Regions from separate parts of the Homo sapiens genome. Here region 2 is linked to region 1. Evidence: read pairs that join two places in POLR2A ChIA-PET (ENCODE). Cell type or tissue: Panc1. All regions are shown on one strand. Links, peaks and the distances in the headings refer to the core of each region. The heading gives the core; the rest is flanking DNA. Region 1 overlaps DNAH14 (dynein axonemal heavy chain 14). Region 2 overlaps CNIH4 (cornichon family member 4).

Region 1 (8,000 bases), core at 1-8,000:
TACATAAATAAGCCAAAATTGTTACAAGTGCCTGGGGGTCTCTGCTGATCTCAGAAATTATCCCTCACTCACACTCTTTCTGACTTTGATGTGGACAGTTAGTGCTATCAATTTTCCTCTTAAAATGCTTTAGTTGTGTGCCAGAGATTCTGTCTTTATCTGTTTTTTTTTTAAAATAGCAAATGGGCTCCTGGTCTTTTACTTTGATTTGTAAAGTCCCTTTATATATTAAGCAAATTAGCTCTTGTAATCTGCTTGGTGTTTTATGTAAGTACTCTGATTATTATATTTGACTGAGCTAATCTGTCCTCATTATTTCCTGGCTACTCTTACTCTCTTACTTGTTTAACATTTCTGTATGGAATTTGGAATCAGCTTCTATAGTCCTCACCACACCTATAATGTGGTATGTTTATTGGAATTATCTTTACTTCATGGATTAATTTAGGAAGAATTAACCCATTTAGGATGATAGCTTTTCTCCAAGAACATGGCATGCTTTTTTATTTCTATGTCTCAAGAATGTTTCCAAGTTTTCTTCATATTGATTTTTGCATATTTCTCGTTAAACTTAGTTTTCTGTATTTCATCTTTTTAAAAATTTTGCTTTTGCCATTTTATTTTATTTTATTTATTTATTTTCTTACCCAATCCTGCCGCAGTTGACCCCAAATCCATCCCACAGAAGCAAAGCCAATCTTGCAATGTTTACTTCCGGTTTTCTACCCTACTCCAGCCGCCACTGTGGTAACTTCTGGATGACCAACACGTGCGCACTAATTCTCTCTGTTTTTGCCACTTTAAATAAGATCTTTTCTTTTATTATTTACCTTGTAACTGGTTGTTGTTTGTATATGTGTGGAAGATTATTTTTACACATTGTTTTGTAATTAGACTAAAACTAAATTCTCTTATTGCTTATAGTAGTTTTAAGTTGATCCTTTGGTTTTCCAGATATTTTATTATAACTTCTGCAAATAATTAAAATTTAATCACTTATTTTCCAAATTTCTATCTCTAATTCCTCTTTTTAATTGCATTGGCTCGTATACACAAAACAGCATTGAGTTAAAAATTGGATTTTAATGGTAATGCTTCAAGTATTTCCCCTTAAGTAGACTCTGTTGTTATTCTTATTGAACTTTTACTTCCGTTGTATTTTTCATTTCTAGAAGGTCTACTTGGTTCTTTTTCAAATTGTGTCAGCTTTTAATAGTTTCTCTTGCATTTCAGGTATTTTCTATCTTTCTTTTTATTTCTTTATAAATGGTAAGCATGGCTGTCTGAGAATATATACCTTTATTCTAGTCATCCAAGTCTCATTAATTTGTGGCTGCAATCTTGTTTCTGCTAATTATCTTTAAAGGGGTATTAAATTTGAAAATATTATTTGTAGGAATAATATAAAGTGTAGGATAATAGTTCCACTCTATAGAAAGTATGTCCATTGGCTTCTGACTGGATGCTGGGAGACTACTCAGGGATTCCCTTAATCCCAATTCAAGACTGGAGATTCCTTAGATGATGTAGGATAATGTATCTGGCCTCAGATTATGGGTACCTGGATATGTAAGGGCTGGTTTAATCCAGTTCACCTTCACATAGAGAGTGTAGCTCTTCATTAGCCCAGATTAAATTATACGTGTGTGTGTATGTGAGAAAGAGTGGAGGGAAGGAAGCTTTGATTTCTGACATCCTTAATCCTTGAATAGCCAACCTAATGATACAATGACTTGATTGATTCAATCAAAATCACATGTAATTCTTTAAATGGATATTGTAGCCTCAATAATTTCTATAAAGGAGAATTTTCAGCACTCTTAGCTGTGGATTGAACATTACTACAAAATTCACATTTAAACTCCTCAAACATTAGTGGAAATCAAAATAAAACACACAACTCTTAATCTGCAAGCAAATGTTTCCTTCCAATAACTACCCCCTGCCCATGATAACAAGAAAGAGAATTCTGTGTCATGGTCTGTCACATCAGTACTCAATATTGGGATTTACATATCAATATCTTATAAACCCTTAGAGTACGGATTCCAGAAGAGAGAGCCTCATTTTTTTTCCCCTTTCAGTTAGTTCCCTGTGCAAACAACCACACCAAAAGATCTTGTCTAAACACAGTTCTGACTACTTTATTCTTTGTTTTCTTATACTCAGTAGTCGCTACCATGACGTGAGTTGAAACAATAGGTTTGGGTGCGTAGGCAATACCTCAATTTGACCTTTGCTGTTGAGCTGGCTGCTACCTAGTAGACAGCATCTAATGTGAGGCTCTGGAGAAAAACTTAGGTCCACAGTCTTCCTTTTGATATTTGGGGGATAGAAACAGTTAACATTTTTGAAACTATGAGAGCCCAATATACTGGACTCTCAGTTTTAGATTGTAGGCTTCAGGTAGAGAGAGTCTCCCTTGCCTGAGCTCTATTATCTTTCATCTTTGCTTAAAAACTAGTTAACTTTTATCTAAATTCATCCCTCTCTTATTGAACTTCAGTAAAAGTGACAAAAAGTAGCCAATTCACACCAACGTTTTGATCTTCCAGCCACTTTCCCTAGAGTTACAGCACATGGTCTGTCTCCCAGATATCACAGCTAACAATGTTGCCAATTTTTTGGCCATGGCATATAAAGGATCACCTGTATTCACCTGCAACATTGTGTCTTCATTGCCCAGCATCTGACTTTTAAGTCAATGTCAGGTATTTCAGGATTTTTTCTGTGATTGTGTCATTTCTAGCTACTGAAATGTGTATTAATTATGATACAAGTTCTATCTGCTTTAACAAAGATCCAAATATAACCATGGCTTTTAAAGGTGGAATTTGATTCCTCTCTCATGTAACAGCCCATGGTCTATATGTCAGCTCCACAGTGTTAGGAATCCAGGATTCTATTTTTTCCTGCCGTCCTTACCCTGCACTTTCCATATCTAGGTTCTTGGTGGTTGCTTTAGGTTTCACCACCACATCTCAGGAGCAAGAAAGGGGAGAAAAAAATAGGAGAACATGTGTACATTCCTTTCTTTTTAATTGTACAATCTAGAATTTGCATGATTCACCTCTAGTCATATCCCGCTGTCTAGATCTAATCTGGTCACATAACCACACTGCTCTACAAGAGAGGTTTAGCTGGATGATGAAGTGCCTAGATGAATCTTCCAATGATAGAGAAACAGGAAAGAATAGAGTTGGGAGTGACAAGCGGCAGTGAATGCCACACAGGGTATTGATGCAAGAGGTAACATTAATATTTAACTTTTTCATCATTTTCCTTTATATTTTCCCACCATGCTATTAAAGAAAGAACCACTTACATGTTTCTCTATAATCCCACACAAGAAACAGGGTAAGCACATTAGAAAATAGCTTGATTAATACGTGTGGGATGAATAAAGAAATTAATGAATGTTGGGTGACCTTCAAAACACATCTTCTGATAACAGATTAGGATTACTCTTTTTAAGTAAAGAAGTATAAGAAAAAAAATCCTACTCAACCATAAAAGGAGACTTTTGAAGCACATCTAGGATGTCCAAACAATTTATCATATTGCGGTTTACCATGAAAAAAATTACATGGTGACATTTAAATTCTTGTTACAGGTTTGGGTTTGAAAGTCAGGGAATGTTTTAGTTATTTCTAAGCTCTTTGCCTGCAATTAGAGGAAGTGGCAGCCAGAGGAAGTAATGTTCTAGATTTGGAGAAAACAGCTTTGGTTTCCCGTGTGAGTGGTATACTAAGATGTGGAGTCACATGCAAATGATATTCAGTTATACTTTTCTACATAGTGGTAAAAAGCTAAGGCTGTCAGTCAATATCAGCACTAACATATGAAATACAGTTCGGAGCTTGTAAACAAATATGATTGCCCGCTAATATTTATTGTAACAAAATATTGAATAAAATAGTCTTGGCATTTCCAACGAAAACAAATGTAGAGTTAAAACTCTCTGGATGCTTTAGCATTCTGATAGCTCTGGTTGTTTGCTGTCAAAAGCTCTTACAACCAACTCTGAAATTCTTTTATGAGAGAAATCTGACTTCAAAGCAATTCAATTTGTATTTATTAAATTTCTAATATTTGCAGGAACTCTAAAGAAGCTTGATTATTAGATTCCTGCCTCTGCCTCAAATTTCTACCAAGCTCTCAAAGTGCAACAAGTTTCTTTTTTCTGCTATATGTAGATGCAGAAGATTGGGAATAAAAACAATTTAGCATATATGTATATTTGTGAAACTATGATTATTCTTTTCTAATTAGCATTTTCATTTATAATTAAGTGTAAGTTTTTACATATATGTTTTTCACATTTTACAAGTAGTCCTTTCCATTTTCTTGTCCCAATAATTACAGCTAATTGAAATAAATAGTGCTCTTAGGAAGACTTTCAATGTGCTACAGTTTTACAATGTGCATTTAATTCAATAAAATATACTCTAAATTTCTCAGAAAGTAATATTCAAAGGTTATGTTTTTAAAGATATGTTTTGTAAACATAGATCTAAACTGGTCTCTACACAAACATATTAGTCCTCAAAGTTGCAGATATAATTACTTTTATAAATAGAGTAGATATAATTACTTTTATGAATAGAGTATACCCAATATTCTAACGTTACAAGTATGATTCTTATAATTATTCTTACCTCTTTGAATTAGTGTCTGATCATTAGGAACTAAATCTGACCAAGGTATGAATTCACATTGCTCTATATCCACAAAATATCCAAAGATGGAACATTCACCAGTTGGTAGGTTGATGCCTACAACCGAAAATAATAAATTCAACTAAGAAAGGGGTTCAGTTATGGAATGTTTCACTAACCATGTAAACTCTCTCTGAAAGATCTGATTGTTGAACAAGAAATAATAAGTATTCACCAAGGGTATATCCAAGTGTATAGGCCTGTTTTCCCCTCAATCTTCAATGTGTAAAAATGAAGTTTTATTAACTTCTTGTCCTCTTTATATCCAGAAAGCAAGGTGAAGTATGATCTGATATTCCTTGAAATCTTACCCCAAAGTTTTGATTATTACCATGTGTTTGGATGCAGTTAAATGCCAGTAACATATTGATTGTGGTCAAACCAATATATCAGAGAACTTTGTTATTTGTAAATCACACTTATCTTTCTATTATAAAAGTAATACATTTTCTTAGCACAAAATTCTGAAAATATAGAATAAAAGTAAACTAATTTAGCCATGGATTCACTATAAGATAATAACAGTATTAGTATTTCATATATTCTTATTTACCACTTGAATGGTAAATAAATCTTTGGAAAAGTGTGTGTGCAAATTTTTTTACCATTTGAAAAATTGTGTTTTCTTATTATTGTGTTTTAAGAGTTCTTTATCTATTCTGGATATATCTTTGTTTGATACGTAATTTATATATATTCTTTGAATCTGTGGCTTGTCTTACTATTATTGTTATTCTCTTAATGGTAAGTTCTTCAGAGCAAATGTTTTAATTAAATTTTTTTCTCTTATGGATTATGCTTTTAGTGTTGTACATAAGAACTCTTTGTCTAACTGAAGGACACAAAGGATTTTTTCTTGTCCTTCTTAAGAATTTTATAATTTAGACCAGGCGTGGTGGCTTATGCCTGTAATCCCTGCACTTTGGGAGGCCAAGGTGGGCAGATCACTTGAGGTCAGGAGTTTGAGACCAGCCTGGCCAACATGGTGCAACCCCGTCTCTACTAAAAATACAAAAATTAGCCAAGCGTGGTGACAGGTGCCTGTAATTCCAGCTATTTGGGAAGCTGAGGCAGGAAAATCACTTGAACCTGGGAGGCGGAGGCTGCAGTGAGCTGAGATCACGCTATTGCACTATAGCCTGGGTGACAAGAGCAAGACTCCATCTCAAAAAAAAAAAAAGTTTATAGTTTTACAATTTATATTTAGGCCTAGCATCCATTTTAGTGTATAATCTTAGTCTGTCAAATTCCTTTTTTTAAACATATAAATGTTCAGTTGGTCCAGTACCATTTGCTGAAAAGACTATTCTATTAGTTAGCTTGGGCTGCCATAACAAAATACCATAGACTGGGTGGCTTGAACAACAGAAATTTATTTTCTGTTGTCTTTTGTGTGTTCAAATTTCCTTTTCTTCTAAGGATGCCAGTCAGATGGGATTAAGGCCACACTTCCAAGCATCTCCCTTATGGAGCTCTCACACTCCCTGGCAATGATATACTTACCCTAATCACCCCAAAGCCAGGTACCAGATAGCCAGGGACAGCCCTGTTCAGCAGAACTTGCTGAAATTATTCAAACTAGCCAATCCCAAGCCCATTTACACTGCTTTGCCCATTCCTTCCTGCAGAAACCACAATAAAGGTACTTGCCCACAGTTCCCCTTTCTCCGTCTGCCCTGTGACTGACCCCAGTGCTTCCATCCTGAGTGGCCCAATGTGTCATGTTCTTTCTCTTCAGGAACCTGTGAGTATAACAAAACTGTAAAACCGTTTCCAGTTCCCTTTTCTTCATCTGAGTCTGGCCTCACCATACCTCACCCAAGGGAATATGGTTAAAACAGCACGCCACATACGATCTCTGTTGTATATTCTTCTTTGTTTTCCTTTACAAATCCCTTACAAATATAAAAATCATTCTTAGCTTACAGTCTGTACAGAAGTAGGCTACAAGCTGGAATTGCCTTGCAGGCTGTAGTATGCTAATCCCTGGTTTAATTAAGTGTCCCTTATTATACATCATTAGTTTTTAGAGAAATGCAGATTAAAACCACAGTGAGATACATTTCATACCCACTGGAATGGCTATAATAAATGAGAAAGACAATGACAAATTGCCTCCAAATATTGGGGAGGATTTGGAGAACAAGAACCCTAATATATTGTTGGTAGGAATGTAGAATAGTGTAGACATTTTGGAAAAAAGTTTGGCAGTTGCTCAAAAGTTAAACCTAAAACTACCACAATATGACCCAGCAATTCTTGCCTTAGGCATCTACCCAAGAGAAATGAAAACATATGTCCACAGAAAGACTTGCATATAATGCATAAAAGCATTATCCATAATAGTCCCAAACTTTAAACAATCTAAATGTCTACCAACTGGTAAATGGATAGACAAGATGTGATATATTCATAGAATGGAATACTATTCAGCAAATTAACTACTGATAAATGATACATTATGGATGAGCCTCAAAAACATTATGATACATGAAATAAACCAGACCCAACAGACCATATATGGTAGTTGATTTCTTAAAATGCTTATTGAAGCTTAATTTACTAAGAAGCAAATTTGTTGCCGATGGTTGGGGATGGGAATAAGGATTAACTGTAAATGGGAACGGAGATCATAATGGAAAGACGAAAATATTCTAAAACTGATGTATGGTGATGGTTGCACCACTCAGTAAACTTACTAAAAAATCATTGATACATATATTTGAAGTGGGTGAATTTGGTGTGTAAAATATACCTCATTCAAGCTCTGTCTTCTCAGTTCAGCAAGGCCATTTTGTTCTTCTTAGGTTCCCTTCCCTGGGCCACCATCTGGAAAGCTCCTCCAGGTAGAGGGCTGGGGCAATCATAGGGCTCATCTCATTTACTCCCTGGGGCAAGGCCATGATTTATTACTGTCCATCCCAAATAAATGAGGATACTTCTTATTTTCCTTCTTGATAGGGATTGAAAATGTATTCACCAGGTCAAGAACACATACCAAATGCTAGAGATTGTCCCTACTGGTAAAAAGAGTAGCCAAAGTGACTGGGATTACTATTTGTTTAAGATTATTATAGTCCACCATCACCCACCTTGATCCATCTTTTTTATTTCAAAAGATCAGGTTAGTGAATTAAGTAGGAATATAATGGATAACTCATACCTGCATCTTTGAAGCCCTGAGGATGTCATTGATATCTGCCATTTCTTCCAGGATGCAGTATTGGTTTGAGGTCTGTGGACTGAGGATTGGCTCTACGAGGGGCTTTCATTTGGCTTCTT
Region 2 (13,284 bases), core at 2,726-10,725, 880 kb after region 1:
GGCGCACCAAAAGGCTCAATTTCACAGACAGCAAATAACTATTCCTGCTTCTAATCTGATTAGCATCTTCTACCCAAACCCATGAAAATACGTTATCAGGGAGATCAAATACAATTGGAATAACTGCAATACGAAAACCAGACTGGCAAGAGCCAGTGGGGATTTTCTGGGTTTGGGGGTGATTGTGGAGGTAGTAGCTTTTAAATGAAAGCTCTTGACAAAATATTTCCTTTCTATCAGCAGGAACTACATTGTACCTGGGGAAAATGGCTTATAAGGTTTCACAAATTGTGCAAAGAAATATATATATTTTGAGATGCCATTCTCTGTTGACATTCTTGTGAAAAGACTTTTAGCTGACAGTCTCATAAATCTTTAAACCATATTAAATGAAGTTGTCACAACACAAGCAAAAAGGGTAATTTTTCTTCTTTTGTCCAGATCAACAGTGTTGTTTTGTACTCTAACTTTTCAGTAGACCTGAAGGGCACCTTTGCTCGCTCATCTCTTCAGTTTGCCCTTTAAAGTGTGTTCTTTATTTCTTTGGCATGCAAAGCTGGGATGGCAGTCCTGTTCCTACATACAAATAACCACCTTCAACATACAGAGGATGAAAAACACCTTCAAGTGTTGGCGTTCAGGCTAAAGTTGAGAACTAGAAATCTACAGAAACTCAATTCATGTTTTTTAAATACTTTATATGGTAAAAATACAGCAAAAATAGTTTTTTGTTCCAAGAGGAAAATATATACTGCTATGGTCACGGTTCTAAGGATGATTTAAGAAGTCTCTGGCTCCTCAACTGTGCACTGTAGTGTAGGCTGACTTCAACCACGGCTTCTCCAGCTTCAGTCATTTATCAAAGCTAAGATCATACTGTGGAAAGAAGAAATGAATGTCACTAATGTTTTCTCAGGAATGTTCCTACAGAGCCTGGTTTGTCCAGACTTGCGTCCCTAAGGTTCACAAAGGAACAATCATTTGAGTAAAAGACAATCATTCATACCCAAAGGAAAGAATATATTAGGATCTTTCATGTCCAAACTTTTTCACTAAAAAAGAGTGACTGGGGGTGGGGAGTTGGGGGAAGTACAACTTAAAACCTATGTTAGGCTATAGTTAAAAAAATAAAAACAAAACAAAACAAAAACAACCTAGCTCAGTTAAAAAAAAACAAAACAAAACAAAAAACACCTATGTCCAGAAAAAAAAACCTTTAAATTCTCTAGCCAGATACATACTGTTCTATGCCTGGAACCTCTTCTCCCCATCCCACCACTCCATCAAAGCAGTAACTTCTTACTCAGGTTTTGTGATTGGCTCTAGGGCACCTCGTTGGGGAAGCTGGCCTCTCAGCCCAGGGCAGTTGCACAGCCTCCTTCCACAGCTCTTCTTCCTGCTGCTGTGGCTTACATGTTGTCTCTACCACTGGACTATGAGCAACTCTTGAGATGAAAGCAGGGCCCAAGCATTACCACTTTCATGTTCTACTAGCAACCGGGCCTGCAATTACCAAGTTCCAAGCTTTTACCGTAGGGGTTCTGTGCTGCTCCTCTGTGTCACTTGCAATGTTGTACACAATGTCTGACACACAGCAGTCACCCAATAAATGCTACGCCACTAAAATTGACACAGTTAACAATAACAAAACCATCCTTTCCTTTGAAATACTGGGATCAGCCTTGCTCTGCTGAAATGAAATGCCTAAAATACACAAAAATATCCTTACATCACTTATGGTATAAATAATTGTCCAAATTCAACCATACTAAATGTACTCAATGCACAGTAAAAATTAATGATAGCAGCTAATATTTTTTAAAGATTTTTGAGAGTTTACTATGGGTCAGCATAAACAAGTGTCTTACATGTATTATCTCAGCCCACATTAAAATGTGATGAGGTAGGTACTATTAATATCATTAATATCCCCTTTTCAGATCAGAAACTGAGGCTCAGACAAGTTAAGAAACTTGCCCCAGGCCGGGTGTGGTGGCTCACGCCTGTAATCCCAGCACTTTGGGAGGCCGAGGTGGGTGGATCACCTGACCAACATGGTGAAACCCTGACTCTACTAAAGATACAAAAATTAGCCGGGCATGGTGGCGTGCGCCTATAATCCCAGCTACACGGGAGGCTGAAGCAAGAGAATCCCTGGAACCTGGGAGGCGGAGGCTGCAGTGAGCTGAGATCATGCCACTGCACTCCAGCCTGGGGGACAGAGTGTGAGACTCCATCTCAAAAGAAAAAAAAAAAAGAAACGAAACTTGCCCCAGGCCACAGTGTAAGTGGTAGAGCCCACATTCCACTAGGCTAGCACCCAATCAAAAAACCAAAAGCATAGATTCCCCCATTCTCTAAAGAAGATGAGCATTTTTTCAAAACTTTAACTCCATTCAACAAGTCCTGAAATGTCAACTAGGTCCAAGGTATTAGGCAAGGTGTGGCAGATGTTAGATACAAAGACAAGTAGCATAAAATCTCTGCAATCAAAAGCTAATGACTTGGTAGTAATAGCAAAACCACTGTTTAAAAACAGCAACCAAAAACCAAGAGAAAAGTGCTACAAGGACATCTTCTGACCCTCTGAACTATATGTAACACCAAAGGGTAACGTAATAGCAATGTGGCTGAAAATGACAGGCTGATAGGGAAGGGAAAGGAAGGGAAGAGAGAAAAGAAAACTGTACAGCCAGTGAAGTACACAGCTGCCCAGGCAAACCAGTTACATGAGTTGCCTATCTTTTATTTAGTTATAAAGAACAATATCTTAAACCTGCCCCAAAATTACATCTTAATTCCTCCAGTCCAACTCCCCACCACTTTATTTTTTCTTTTTTTTTGAGACGGAGCCTTACTCTGTCACCCAGGCTGCAGTGCAGTGGCATGATATCGGCTCACCGCAACCTCCACCTCCCGGGTTCAAGCGATTCTCCTGCCTCAGCCTCCCGAGTAGCTGGGATTACAGGCGCCCGCCACCACACCTGGCCAATTTTTGTATATTTAGTAGAGATGGGGTTTCACCATTTGGGCCAGGCTGGTCTTGAACTCCTGACCTTGTGATCCACCCACCTCGGCCTCCCAAAGTGCTGGGATTACAGGCATGAGCCACCGAGCCCAGCCACTCCCCACCACTTTAAATTCTACGACTAAGAGTTCAGAAACTCATGTACATTTTTAAATCCTAAGACTTTGAGTCTACTAAGCAAGATACCTCCAAGCCTAAATTTACTCTGCAAAGCATGACTACGTGGGCTGTACCTACAGCACCGCCCCCAGGAGATGCCTGCTCTAGTTTACTTTCCAACAGCATGAAACCGCAGGGGTGGGGAGGATGAAGAAAGGATAACCTTAGCTAAGCCAATTCCAGCTTGTTTTTTGTCTCTTCAGAAACAAATATAAGGGAACATATATGACAGTAAAGATACAAAAGTATTAAAAACAAGAATAGGTGCATCATTATGTTCTCATCATTAACTTTTTTTGCTCCTTATTCATCATCTTTGATACTTGGATTAAGAACTAAGCATATTAGTAATGAGGTAGGGTATGAGAATCAGAAACTGATACCAGTGTGCTTTTTCTGATCTAGTTTTTAAGACACAGAAAAGCAAATAAGATGAATGGTGAAAAGAAAACTATCTAAACTCCAATTTTAATCTAATCCACTAATGGGTGGATTTAGCACAGTGAAGGGATTTTAGGAAGCCTGCTTTGTCAGGAAGAGGCTAAAATGGTTCTGACTTCTAAACTATTTCAAAAAAATAGCAATTTTTAAAAACTGCTATCTTGGCCAGGCACGGTGGCTCATGCCTGTAATCCCAGCACTTTGGGAGGCCGAGGTGGGCGGATCATGAGGTCAGGAGATTGAGACCATCCTGAAACCCCATCTCTACTAAAAATAGAAAAAAAAAAAAAAAATTAGCCAGGCGTGGTGGCACGCACCTGTAGTCCCAGCTACTTGGGAGGCTGAGGCAGGAGAATCGCTTGAACCTGGGAGGTGGAGGTTGCAGTGAGCCGAGACTGTGCCACTGTACTCCACCCTGGGTGACAGAGCGAGACTCTGTCTCGAAAAACAAAACAAAACAAAACAAACAAAAAAAAAACCCCTGCTATCTCTATACAGTTTCTAATCAAGAATTTTCTGAGTGGTGGAAGTTTACTTCAACATAAGTTTTTCCTAATAGTCCTTATGCCTATGTGAAAAATTAAACTCTACCTAGGAGAAAAAATAAAAATGATCTAATTAAAGCTTTGATACAAAGGTTAAGCCTGACTTCTAGCTTTTCAAAGGTTTAATCAAATCGTATACACAGGAATTTTTTTTTCTCCTTTGCTCTATTCTATGCATCTATGATGGATAAAGGAAAAGGTGGCATGTTCACCTCTAAAACACACAGGAATAATTTAAAACAGGACTATATAAGGCTTCCAATGTCTGACAGCCAATCTATCATATTAATTCTTACTTCCAGTGTGTTATAACTAGAAGACTGATACAACTTTACCATAATAGACATTTAGCATGCTGGAGAATGAGCATCACACCTAAATTACTTATTGCCAAGAAAGATCAGCACAATTTGGATAAAAGTTGCTGAGAGCTGCTGCTAGTGGTGTGATCCCCCAAAGACCATGAGTGGGATGGTCGCTGAGGCACATATATTAATGCTTATAACAGGCAGTGGAACTCCACAGCTGTATACTACTAGGGAAGGAAAAAAATATGAAACAGAGTTTCACTATTGTTGCCCAGGATGGAGTGCAATGGCGCGATCCTGGCTCACCACAACCTCTGCTTCCCAGGTTCAAGTGATTCTCCTGCCTCAGCCTCCCAAGTAGCTGGGATTACAGGCATGTGCCACCACGCCCACCTAATTTTGTATTTTTAGTAGAGTCGGTGTTTCTCCATGTTGGTCAGGCTGGTCTCGAACTCCCGACCTCAGGTGATCTGCCCTCCTCGGCCTCCCAAAGTGCTGGGATTACAGGCGTAAGTCACCGTGCCCTGTTTTAAGCATGTGGATAGCCTCAAAGCTAAGGCATAACTAAGATGCAACAGGGTAGATCTACTGTAGTTCAGACAGAAAGCTGATTCAATGACATACATAAATAATCTACACAGCCACAAGGAATTTACATAATCCCCGAAAGTTCCACAATGTCAATGCAAAATCCTATAGTATAGTAATATCTCACCCTTCAAAAACAAATATGGCATCTAGGAAAATACCAGGACTTTAAACTCACCTATAAAGATACATGAAGAAGCAGAGCAAGTGGAAACCAAGCTTGATCATGGCTTCTTTCATGTGTGACTTCAGCTGCCCTCGATTGTGTATTTCTGTTGGATCAAACACTCCCATGTTACCACTCGGCACCATAATGTATCTGATAAATTAAAGGATACACACATTAGAAGGATAATCAAATCATAGGCATAAGTATTCAAATATAAGTAGCCAATAATAATCGACTTTTAAAAGTGAACCAATCAGGCCCAGTACTGTGGCTCATGCCGGTAATCCCAGCACTTTGGCAGGCCAAGGCAGGTGGATCACCTGAGGTCAGGAGTTCAAGACCAGCTTGACCAACATGGTGAAACCCTGTCTCTACTAAAAATACAAAAATTAGCTGGGCATGGTGGCAGGCAACTGGAATTCCAGCTACTCGAGAAGCTGAGGCAGGATAATCACCTGAACCCGGAAGGCAGAGGTTGCAGTGAACCAAGATCGTGCCATTGAGCCCCAGCCTGGGTGACAGAGCAGAACTCCATCTCAAAAAAAAAAAAAAAAAAAGTGAGCCAATCATAGCAGCCTTAAATTCATACCACATATGTACAGAGTAGTATGATAATGTCATGGGCTGCCACTTAGTTTCCTTTTGAAAGTTATAATACTGTTAATCTTCTGCCCTGTAAAATAAATACAGTAACATTCCAGAAAAGGATATTTTATGCACTGAAACCCTTTTACTCATCTGTAGAAAACTACCATACCAGTCACATCTACAGCCCTTTTCCATTAGACAAAGGTTAAAGAAGGCTTCAAACCCAAACCAATTTTATTAAGTTCTTAGAAACTTCATTATGGAAACAGGGAAATTAAGGAAGTTAGGTTACTTTGAGAGGATCAATGAATTTAAGTGTCTGGGCTTCAACATCCAGACTGTGTCATCTGTGTAACATATATGTCCTAACCTAGCACTGTCCATGAATTCTTCCTGCTCTCACGTCTAAGCTTCTTCTAGTACAACCTTAGTTGTCACACAGCTTCTCAATTATCACTTCTTTGAAATGCAAAGGACTCTCTGAGTTCCACAAATCTGAAATTCTCCCTTAAAACCCCAGTAGCCCGACTATAGCTGAATAGAGGGTATTTTCATTTGAATATCCAGATAACATCTCATCCTTGTCTAATTTCTAGGTTATCTAATAAGAGTGTCACCATTTTCTTGGTGGTCCTTAAAAACTTCCTCTTACCCAACTGGGACTTCTCTCTTCCTCATCTTTCATAGCCAGTCCATCAAACCCTTGTCCAGTCTTTCTTCCTACCACCACTTACTTAGCTGTCTTTTTTTTCCTTTTTGTATTTTTGTTTTATTTTTAATTTTTGTGGGTACACAGTAGGTATATATATTTATGGGTTATATGAGAGATTTTGATACAGGCATGCAATGTGTACTAATCCCATCAGGGTAAGGCTGGGCACAGTGGCTCACACCTGTAATCCCAGCACTCCAGGAGGCCGAGGCGGGAGGATTGCCTGAGGTTGAGTTCAAGACCAACCTGACCAACATGGAGAAATCCCATTGCTACTAAAAATACAAAATTAGCCAGGCGTGGTGGCGCATGCCTGTAATCCCACCTACTCAGGAGGCTGAGGCAGGAGAATCGCTTGGACCCGGGAGACGGAGGTTGCAATGAGCCAAGATTGCGGTATCACACTCCAGCCTGGGCAACAAGAGCAAACCTCCGTCTCAAAAAAAAAAAAAAAAAATCACATCAGGGTAAACGGGGTATCCATTACCTCAAGCATTTATCCTTTGTGTTACAAACGATCCAGTTATACTTTTTTAGTTTATTATTATTATTATTTTTAGACGTAATCTCGCTCTGTTGCCCAGGCTGGAGTGTAGTGGCAAGATCTCGGCTCAGCGCAACCTCCTCCTCCTGGATTCAAGCAATTCTCCTGCCTCAGGCTGCGGAGTAGCTGGGATTACAGGTGCCCAACACCACCATGCCCAGCTAATTTTTGTATTTTTAGTAGAGATGGGGTCTCCCCGTGTTGGCCAAGATGGTCCTGAACTCCTGACCTCAGGTGATCCTCCCACCTCGGCCTCCCAAAGTGCTGGGATTACAGAAGTGAGCCACTGCGCTCATCTCTAAAACACACAGGAATAATTTAAAACAGGACTATATAAGGCTTCCAGTGTCTGACAGCCAATCTTTCATATTAATTCTTACTTCCAGTGCGTTATAACTAGAAGACTGATACAACTTTACCATAATAGACCATTCAGCATACTGGAGAATGAGCATCACACCTAAATTACTTATTGCCAAGAAAGATCAGCACAATTTGGATAAAAGTAGCTGAGAGCTGTGGTATGATTCCCCAAAGACCATGAGTGGGATGGTCGCTGAGGCACATATATTAATGCTTATAACAGGCAGGGGAACTCTACAGCTGTATACTACTAGGGCAGGAAAAAAATATCAAAGACAGTTTTTGGTATTTTTTTGATATCAAAAAAAAAAAAAAGACACACACAGTAAAAAGTGTTGGCAAGGATGTAGAGAAAATGGAACCCCCAATACACAGTTGATGGGAATGTCAAATAGTGCAGCTGTGGCTGGGCACACTGGCTCACACCTGTAATCCCAACACGTTGGGTGGCTGAGGTGGGAGGATCGCTTGAGCCCAGGAGGTCGAGGCTGTAGTAAGCAAACATCACGCCACTGCACTCCAACCTAGGCAACAGAGTGAGACTCTATCTCGAAAAAAAAAAAAGTGCAGCTGCTTCTGAAAACACTCAGGCAGTCCCTCAAAAGGTTAAATATAGAGTTACTATATGACTCAGTGATTCCACTCCTAGGTATTTTGCCTCTTTGTCCTGTGGACTACTGTACTTCATCTCCAACAGCATAAAGTATAGTGGTCTGAAAATAGCAAATAATCTATCTGTTGATTTTTTAAACCTTTTTAAATAGAAGGTAAACTTGTGACCAGCAGACAGCCAACCTGTCACTGCAGTTACCAGGGCAATAAATATACATGATCTTTGTCTTTATTTTATAATTATATTTAAAAAAGAATCTCCAGTGTTTCTGTTTGTTTTTTTGAGGCTGGGTCTCGCTCTGTTTCCCGGCTGGAGTGCAGTGGTGCAATCTCGGCTCACTGCAACCTCCGCCTCCCAGATTCAAGTGATTCTCCTGCCTCAGCCTCCCAAGTAGCTGGGACTACAAGCGCATGCCACCACGCCCAGCTAATTTTTGTATTTTTAGTAGAGATGCAGTTTCTCCACGTTAGCCAGGGCTGGTCTCGAACTCCTGACCTCAGGTAATCCACCCACCTCAGCCTCTTAAAGTGCTGGGATTATAGGCATGGGCCACCACGCCCGGCCTAAAAAAAGAATCTTTGGACTTGACTTCATAGAACCTTTTACCACTATCTACAAAGAAGCCATGCCAAAGCTGGCTCTTCTAGCAGGTTTTCATTTCTAGTAGAGATGACTGACAGTATGGTCTGGTATAACATTAAGATCCTCATTCTCAAAGATTCGAGTCCCCATTCTCACTCCCAAAGTTGTGTTTCACTTAAGTGAAACTACAGGTAGACTTAGCTGTGCTAAAAGTCTGTCTGGGACTAGCCCGCAGCAGAAGTGCAAGTAATCTGTGTTCCCAGCTCAGAGCTCACTTTAGGGCGTTGGTCTATGGAACTGATCATGGGAGAGTACTACTAAGCTTGAAAGAGGCCAGGTGCGGTGGTGTGCACCTGCAGTCCCAACTGCCCAGGAGGCTGAGGTGGGAAGATCGCTTCAGCCCAGGAGTTCAAGGCTGTAGTGCACTATATCACACCTGTGAATAGCCATTGCATTCCAGCCTGAGCAACACAGCAAGACTTCATCTCTTAAAAAAAAAAAAAAAATTCAGAACCCATGTTCAGTATATTAAAAAATGAAAAAGAAAACAAAAAATTCGACCCCAGGGTACCCACCCTCTAGAAAAGAGACACAGATATTTTAAAGCTTTTCCCTCACTCAGATTCTAGTTTCATGACCTTTATAAAATCATTCCCCCATATCCACTCCTTCCCTCACCTCTACTGCTGCCATTATCTTTTCATGTGCATCCCATCTTCCTCCAAACCCTACTTTATTTTTTTCTGTTCTTTTTATTCTAACTGCACTTTACAACATCATACTTAAAAAACAGCCAATGAATGGTCCTGTCCCAAAAAACTAGACATAAATAAAAATGAAATAAAACCTAAAAATGTAGTAGAGCAGCAACCCACTAATATAACAATTACAGGCTTGTCAAGATTATCCCAGCGGTCTTCACAAGAAAGTATGCTATGTCTAATAACCCAACTATAAAATTATATACTTCAGGGTTTCCATTGAGCTCATTTTGAACAAACTTCCTAAATTTATTAAATAAAAAATTTTGATTAGTTACCTAATTTGCAGCTTTTTTTTTTTTTTTCTTGAGACGGAGTCTCGCTCTGTCGCCCAGGCTGGTTGCAGTGGCGTGACCTCAGCTCACTTCAAGCTCCGCCTCCCGGCTTCACGCCATTCTCCCACCTCAGCCTCCCAAGTAGCTGGGACTACAGGTGCACGCCACCATGCCTGGCTAATTTTTTTTTTTATTTTTAGTAGAGATGGGGTTTCACCGTGTTAGCCAGGATGGTCTCGATCTCCTGACCTCAAGTGATCCACCCACCTCAGCCTCCCAAAGTGCTGGGATTACAGGCGTGAGCCACTGTACCCAGCCCTAATTTGCAGCTTTTAAACGTACTTCCAGCCCGGCGCTGTGGCTCACACCTGTAATCCCAGCACTTTGAGAGGCTAAGGTGGGCGGATCACTTGAGGTCAGGAGTTTGAGACCAGCCTGACCAACATGGTGAAACCCTGTCTACTAAAAATACAAAAATTAGCCAGGCACTGTGGCAGGCACCTGAATCCTAGCTACTCAGGAGGCTGAGGCAGGAGAATGGCTTGAACCCAGGAGGCGGAAGTTGCAGTGAGCTGAGATCAAGCCACTGTACTCCAGCCTGGGTGACAGAGTGAGACTCCATCTCCAAAAAAAAAGAAAAAAAGCTCTTAAACACCTTTTTTGGCTCACACCTATAAATAATCCCAGCCCTTTGGGAGGCCGAGACCAGCAGATCACCTGAGGTCAGGAGTTCAAGACCAGCCGGGCCAACATGGTGAAACCCTGTCTCTAGTAAAAATACAAAAATTAGCCAGGTGTGGTGGTGCACGCCTGTAGTCCCAGCTACTTGGGAGGCTGAAGTGGGAGAATCGCTTAAACTGAGGAGGCAGAAATTGCAGTGAGCTGAGATCACACCACTGCACTCCAGCCTGGGTAACAGAGTAAGATCCTGTCTTGAAAAAAACACAACTTTTTAAATTTTTTTTTAACTACCTTGACACCAAAGTAAACAAACTATACTCACCGATATATATTCCAAGTGGCAACAGGTAAGTTGAGAAGGAAGATGAACCAGTGCAATGACATGAGCAGTAATACAGTGACAATGGTATGGCCAATCAATTCTGGAATTACCCACTGCAATGGAAGAACACAGTATTACATCTCACTGCTATGTCCTTCCTGACTGTACATGTTATTTGAAACTAAATCAATGAACGTACAGAGAATTTACAAGCTACTGTTTCAAGATTATTTTTAGACTCCCATGTCCCAGATTTGCATACTGCTATAACTTTGTATCCCATGCAAATATATCAGGGCACAACTTAAAAATAAAGCACTTAAATTTCAATTACTTTTTATCCTAAGCAAAGGCTTAGGTTCATTCATTAAGCAGATTTGAATGAGAACTAGAGAAAAAAAGAGTATTGTTTAGTTCCTATTCTAGTATCTATGCCAAAGCCCCTAGCTCTAATTTGGGATGTCTGATATCCACACACATGTTGCCTTTCAAGTCAGAATAGCAACGTTAAACATTTTCCAATCTCCAGAATCCCGAGGAAACCATTTCATATTCAGAGAAAAACAAAAAATAATAAGAATGTAAAAGCTTACAATAATAGCTCAAAGTTGACCAAATATGATAATGAAGCAGAATGCCAGAATCCTGGCCTATCGGCTTTACAGAGCTCCATGCCCTTCCCTATGCTATTTGTTGACTGTGTAATGTTCTAGTTCTCATGCATCAACAGCTTTTGTGGCAGGGTTCTCAATTCACCAACAGCTTTCCTTTCCTATGAGTACAGATTTTTAATTAAAGTTAACTTCTTTTAGTGGAAGTTAATATTTAATGAAAGAAACTGGCATGCCTCACTTTCAGAAATGAGGAAAACAAAACTCAGAGTGGTTAGGTAAATTGCCTAAGGTTACACAGCTAAATAATGGCAGAGCAATATAGTGTAAGCCCAGGCACAATGACCTCAGACCTCTTGCATTTAGATTTTGGATAATTTTTTGGTAAATAAAGAAGTAGAGATTTTTCTGGGCCATAAACCTAATTTGCAATCAACTTGGTTATACTTTTTTTTTTTTTTCGCTCTGTCGCCAGGCTGGAGTGCAGTGGCATGATCTTGGCTCACTGAAACCTCCGCCTCCCGGGTTCAACCAATTCTCTTGCCTCAACCTCCCGAGTAGCTGGGACTACAGGCGCCCGCCACCATGCCAGCTAATTTTTGTATTTTTTAGTAGAGACGGAGTTTCACCATGTTGGCCAGGATGGTCTCAATCTCTCAACCTTGTGATCCACCCACCTCAGCCTCCCAAAGTGCTGGGATTACAGGCGTGAGCCACTGCGCCCTGCCGGCTATACTTTTTAAAATGCTATTACATATTGGAAAGTTCTAGTTGATTGCATAATTCTTACAAGTATGAGCTACAAAGTCAAACAAACCTGGAATGGAACTCATGCTATGTCCTATTTATTAGCTGTGCAATCTTGGGAAAAGTTACCCTCTCTAAGCCACAATGTTTTCATCTGTAAAATACACATAATACCTACCTCACGAAGTTGTTGTAGAGAATTAGATGAAATAACATGTAAGCCACATGCAAAGTAGGCACTCAATAAAATGTCAGCTGATGTTATACTAATACTCTGCGATCCATATCAGATCCCTAAAGCTATAGCCTTCAGTCTCTGGATTTCTTACTGTAGGCTGCAGTCATCTTTGTATTACACAGACACAGACCTGAAACATGTTTCTTTTTTTTTTCCTCTTGTTTTATTTTTGTAGAGAGGAAGTCTCCCTATGTTACCAGAGCTGGTCTCGAACCGCTGGGCTCAAGTGATTCTCCCTCCTCGGCCTCCCAAAGTACTGGGGACAGGTGTCAGCCACTGCAACTGGCCTGAAATATGTTTCAGGAAGCAAGACTTCACCTTATTATGCTTGGTTTACTGACTTTCAACCAAGTCCTCTGTTTTTTGTCTCTTCCCTCCTTAACGATATGCCCTTCCCCGAATTTGTTCTCAGTACACTGGCACTAGACTCATATCCTCCATGAAGGAACTTGGAGGATTTTTCTCTAAAGTAAATGACTCGAAAAAACACCTACCAAAACACCGCCATTTCAGGTACCCCAACAAAAGTCCAGGTAGATAACAATTACCCTACAGGGAAGTCTACCAGTCAACAAATCTAGACCATCCAAAGAGCTTTCAATGAGCATTTTAGTGCTTTACCCTTAAATATGAATAGGCAGTCATATATCAGAAATTTGAAGAAAGCCTCCAAAATCAAAGACAGATGGGGGGAAAAAAAGAAAGGAAAAGAACTGGATGGAAACAGATATAATATTGGAAGCAGAAGAAAATTTCAAAAATACTATAATCAGCCAGGCATGGTGGTGCACATCTGCAGTCCCAGCTACTTGGGACACTAAGGCGGGAGGATTGCTTGAGCCTAGAAATTCAAGGCTGCAATGAAATATGATTGTGCCACTGTACTTCAGCCTGGATGAGAGAAAAAGACCCTATCTTTAATAAAAAATAGAAAAATACTATAATCAGTATTCGCAGAGAACTAGGAGTCAAACATGAACCAAGAGAATAAAAACCTCTTAAAAATCAT

What was found. Peaks named below come from ENCODE experiments on the same cell type or tissue, not always from the same donor. Only the 100,000 strongest peaks of a DNase experiment are listed, where the experiment ranks them.
Region 2: POLR2A ChIA-PET joins it to region 1 with 14 read pairs; 2 of 35 experiments call an interaction of 5 or more read pairs at or near these places.

Annotation. Positions count from the first base shown.
Region 1 is chr1:225,249,076-225,257,075 of GRCh38, reverse strand. DNAH14 (dynein axonemal heavy chain 14) reads right to left here. Exons shown (of 86, transcript NM_001367479.1): 44 at 4,659-4,775. Among named protein-coding and RNA genes, the nearest start is that of LBR, 170 kb to the left of the region's middle. RefSeq lists a silencer at 6,364-6,413. In Panc1, for the core only: no CTCF peak of the experiment used is centred there; a DNase peak (open chromatin) is centred at 3,037.
Region 2 is chr1:224,363,387-224,376,670 of GRCh38, reverse strand. It overlaps CNIH4 (cornichon family member 4), which reads right to left. Exons shown (of 5, transcript NM_014184.4): 3 at 10,680-10,792; 4 at 5,248-5,388; 5 at 1-876. The coding sequence ends at 849. Among named protein-coding and RNA genes, the nearest start is that of CNIH4, 13 kb to the right of the region's middle. In Panc1, for the core only: no CTCF peak of the experiment used is centred there; no DNase peak of the experiment used is centred there.